Regions from separate parts of the Homo sapiens genome. Here region 2 is linked to region 1. Evidence: read pairs that join two places in POLR2A ChIA-PET (ENCODE). Cell type or tissue: PC-9. All regions are shown on one strand.

Region 1 (2,500 bases):
TGCAGCCCTATGGAGAAGCCCACATGGAGAAGTGGTACCTTCTTGACCAAAAGTAAACTTGTCAACCATGTTAGTGAGTCACCTTAGAATCAGATCTTCCGGCCTCAGTCAAGCCAGATGATTAAGGCCCTGACTGACATGGGGCTGCACCCTCAAAAGACTACAAACTGCTCAGCCAAACTATTCCTAAATCCCTAATCCACAGAAACATGAGAGATAATAAAAGATTAGTTTATGCCCCTTTGTTGTAATTTGCTGTACAGTATTAAATAACCAAATATAGTATGACTTTGCATATATTTATATTTTATAGTAATATCTCCTATACATGGAGGATATGTTCTAAGACTCTCAGTGAATACCCAGCTGCAGATAGTACAGAACCCTATATATAGTATTTTTTTTGCTATACATACATACCTATGATAAAGTTGAGGAACTACCTATTTCTGGCTTTTGACTGGGGGCTATGCTTCCCAGCCTGTTAGAATGGCCACCCTGAAGGTTGCAACCCTTTATGAGAAATGAAGTTCTCCTTTCCAAATTTATAAACCTTGGAATTCTTCAGTTGACACGAGTGGCCTATGAGGATGGGATCTGTGGAGAACCCCAGGTTCCCCCAACTTGATCAGAAATCATTATACAGGACAGGTGCGGTGGCTCATGCCTTAAATCCCAGCACTTTGGGAGGCCGAGTCGGGCAGATTACTTGAGGTCAGGAGTTCTAGATCACCCTGGCCAACATGGCAAAACTCCGTCTCTAGTGAAAAAGTGCAAAAAATTAGCTGGGCATGGTGGCGTGTGCCTGTAGTCCCTGTTACTTGGGAGGCTGAGGCAGAAGAATCGCTTGAACCCGGGAGGCGGAGGTTGCAGTGAGCCCAGTTTGCACCACTGCACTCCAGCCCGGGCGACAGGGTGAGACTTCGTCTCAATAAAAAAGGAAATCAATACACTGACATCTAAAGCTCAGCTGTCTCCCTGACCACACTGGGAGGAAGTTTCCCTGGATCTAAGATCTCCTACTTTTAGGTAGATTTTGGAGGCTTTATTCCTCTCCATTTGGATTATTCCTTTCCACTCCTTCCCTTCATTGCTTCCTGGTCCCTTCCCAGTCCCTATCCTGGTTCCCTCCATCTGGACCCTAAAGGGAACAACTTTGTTAGCTCTGGCTTTGAGGGGTGGGAGGAGCCTTCCCAGGCCAGTCAAACATTTTCATTTTCAAAAAAGAAGAAAAAAAATTTTTTTAAGTTTAATTTATAAATTAGGCAAAATAAGAGATTATCAGAAAGAACTAAGAAAAAAATAGAACAATTAAAACAACATGCCAGCATCACTACTCTTGTACATGGGGGGTTAGTATTAAGTAAAATAAGGGTTACTTGACCACAACTGCTGCAGTACTACAACAGTCAATCCGGTAACTGAAACAGCTACTAAGTGACTAATGCGCGAGTAGCATATAAAGCATGGATATGCGGAACAAAGGGATGATTCACATCCCAGGTGGGACTGAGCAGGAGAGCACAAAATTTCATCACACTACTCAGAATAGCATACAATTTAAAACTTATTAATTGGGCCGCGTGCAGTGGCTCACACCTGTGATCCCAGCACTTCGGGAAGCTGATGCAGGCAGATCACTTGAGGGCAGGAGTTTGAGACCAGCCTGGCCAACATGGTGAAACCCTGTCTCTGCTGAAAATACAAATATTAGCTGGGTGTGGTGGCAGGCACCTGTAATCCCAGCTACTCGGGAGACTGAGGCAGGAGAAGTGCTTGAACCTGGGAGGCAGAGGTTGCAGTGAGCTGATATTGCACCACTGCACTCCAGCCTGTGACAGAGCAAGACTCTGTCTCAAAAAAAAAAATTGTTTATTTCTGGAATTTTCCATTTAATATTTTCAGACTGCGGTTGCCTGTGGGTAACTGAAACTATGGAAAGTGAAGCCATGGAAAAAGGGGTGGAGGGGAGACTCCTATATATAAAGGATCATGGTGTATACAAACCTCTAAAACTTGCCTTTTATGATAATCATTGCTTTGAGGTTTATCAAAGTTGGATCGTATTTCTGGAAATATTCACTTAAACTCCTATATATAAGGAAGTGGTAAATTTTAAAAAAAGAAAAAAACACTCCTATATAGAATTTCATTCTATGAATACATTGCTTAACGACAGGGATACATTCTGAGAAATGCATCATTAGGTGATTCTGTCACTGTGTGAACATCATAGATAATATTTACAAAACCTAGAAGGTATAGCCTACTACACACCTAGTAGGTATCTAGGTATTGCTCTTAGGCTACAAACCTGTATACCATGTTACTGTGCTGAATACTGTCAGCAACTGTAACACAGTGGTAAGTATTTGTATATCTAAACATTTCTGAACACAGAAAAGGTGCAGTAAAAATACAGTATTATACTCTTTTGGGACCAACATCACATATGTGGCCCATTGTTGACTGAAACATTGTTGTTATTCAGTACATGCAT
Region 2 (2,500 bases), 230 kb after region 1:
AACCTCTGCCTCCCAGGTTCAAGTGATTCTCCTGCCTCAGCCTCCCAAGTAGCTGGGATTACAGGCGTGCACCACCATGCCTGGCTAATTTTGTATTTTTAGTAGAGACGGAGTTTCTGTGTAGAGTCTCTTAAGGGTTTTGCCCTAACAGTGGGTAAATTAGCCTTGAACTAAATGCTTCTCCAGCCCAGGCTGACAAAGCTTAAAAGCAAGACCTGAAAGGGCCAAAACTGTTCCCTACTAATTTAATCATGGCCCAGAAGAAAGCTCAAAAATAATTATAGGAATACAAGAAAGCACACAAGGTAAAATTCACAATGTCTGGCATCCAATCAGAAATTACTAGGCATGCAAAGAAGTAGGAAAACGTGACTCATACTGATGAGAAGAAAATTAGAAACCAAAACAGAAGTGACACAGATGATAGAATTAGTAAAGAGGGATTTAAAACAGTTTTCATAAGCATATTCTATATGCTCAAGAAACTAGTAGAAAGATTGAACATGTTTTTTTTTGTTTTTTGTTTTTTGTTTTTTTGAGACGGAGTCTCGCTCTGTCGCCCAGGCTGGAGTGCAGTGGCACAATCTCGGCTCACTGCCAGCTCCGCCTCCCGGGTTCACGCCATTCTCCTGCCTCAGCCTTCCAAGTAGCTGGGACTACAGGTGCATGCCGCACGCCCGGCTAATTTTTTGTATTTTTAGTAGAGACAGGGTTTCACTGTGTTAGCCAGGATGGTCTCGATCTCCTGACCTTGTGATCCACCCTCCTCGGCCTCCCAAAGTGCTGGGATTACAGGCGTGATGAGCCACCGCGCCTGGCCAAGACTGAACATGTTAAATAGAGACATGGAAGGTATAAAAAAACTCAAACTGAACTTTCGGAGATGGAAACTATAATGTCTGAGATGAAAAATACATTTAATGGGATTAATGGCAGATTAGACATCAGAGAAAAAAGCCTAAGACAAGACTCATGAAATATAGAAAATAATCTATGCAGAATTCTTGCCAAAAATACTTAATTTGACTGTGATCTAACCTTTAGATGTAACTTCCAGTTTACAGGAAAAAAAAGGAATAGAGAAAGATTTAATACCACAGCACAGTGTGCTGTGGTGCTGTTGCTCACACCTGTAATCCCAGCACTTTGGGAGGCCAAGGCGGGAAGATTGCTTGAGGTCAGGAGTTCAAGACTAGCCTGGCCAAAGTGGTGAAACCCTGTCTGTAGTAAAAATACAAAAATTAGCTGGGCATGGTGGCACATGTCTGTAATTCCAATTACTGGGGAGGCTGAGGCACAAGTATCACTTGAGCCCAGGAGGCAGAGGTTGCGGTGAGCCAAGATCATGCCACTGCACTCTAGCCTAGGCAACAGAGTGAGACTGAGACTCCATCTCAAAACAAACAAACAAACAAACAAACAAACACAAAACCACACCACAAGGAAGCAATCAGACAAATCCGCAGTATGAAAAATGCTGCAATATATTTGCCCTTTTCAGAAATTAAGGTTGTGCTGTGATTGTACAACATGGTGAATGTATATGCCACTGAATTGTATGCTTAAAAGTGGTCAAAATCGTCAATTTTCTGTTATGTATATTTTAGCACAGCTTAAATATTTACCATTTTAATAATTTTTAATGTACAGTGGCATTAAGTACATTCACATTGTTACACAACCATCACTAGCATTCATTTCCAAAACTACTTCCCAAACTGAAACCCCATACTCATTAAATGCTCATTCCTCATTTCCCTCTCCCTGAAACCTCTGGCATCCATCATTCTACTTTCTGTCTCTATGATTTGACTATGCTAGGTGCCTCATGTAAGTGAAATCACAAAGTATTTGCCTTTTTTGGATTGGCTTGTTTCCCTTAGCATAGTATCCTTCAGGTTCATCCATGTTGTAGCATATGCTAGAATTTCCTTCCTTTTGAAGGTGAAATGACATGATGAAATTTTGCCATGATTAAGAAAAAATAAAGGCTGAATAATATTCCTTGTATGTATGTGTCACATTTTATCCATTCATCCATCAGTGGACACTTGGGTTGCTTCCACCATTTGGCTGTTGTGCACAATGCTGCTTTGAGCATGGCTGTACAAATATCTATTCAGGTTCCTCCTTTAAATTCCTTTGGAAATACACCTAGAAGTGGAATTGCTGGATCATATGGTAATTCTATGTTTAATTTTTTGAGGAGCTGCCATACTTTTTCTGTAGTGCCTGCACTATTTTATATTCCTATCAGCAGTGTACAAGGGTTTCATTTTCTACACATCCTTGTCAACACTTGTTTTTTTTTTAAAATTTAAGTAATAGCCATTTGAATGAGTATGGGTACATTTTATATTATGTGTTTTTGTTTTATTTTTGGGGATGGAGTTTTGTTCTTGTTGCCCAGGCTGGAGTGCAATGGTGTAATCTCAGCTCACTGCAACCTCTGCCTCCTGGTTCAAGCAATTCTTCTGCCTCAGCCTCCTAAATAGCTGGG

Evidence for each region. ChIA-PET counts read pairs that join two places held together with the same protein. Peaks named below come from ENCODE experiments on the same cell type or tissue, not always from the same donor. Only the 100,000 strongest peaks of a DNase experiment are listed, where the experiment ranks them.
Region 2: POLR2A ChIA-PET joins it to region 1 with 5 read pairs; 5 of 35 experiments call an interaction of 5 or more read pairs at or near these places.

What each region holds. Positions count from the first base shown.
Region 1 is chr10:72,845,420-72,847,919 of GRCh38, reverse strand. All of the region lies in intron 2 of MCU (mitochondrial calcium uniporter), which reads right to left. Among named protein-coding and RNA genes, the nearest start is that of OIT3, 47 kb to the left of the region's middle. In PC-9, no CTCF peak of the experiment used is centred here; a DNase peak (open chromatin) is centred at 1,529; H3K4me3 peaks cover 350 bases; H3K27ac peaks cover 1,659 bases.
Region 2 is chr10:72,614,026-72,616,525 of GRCh38, reverse strand. The region is part of intron 1 of MICU1 (mitochondrial calcium uptake 1); the gene reads left to right. Among named protein-coding and RNA genes, the nearest start is that of MICU1, 11 kb to the left of the region's middle. In PC-9, no CTCF peak of the experiment used is centred here; no DNase peak of the experiment used is centred here.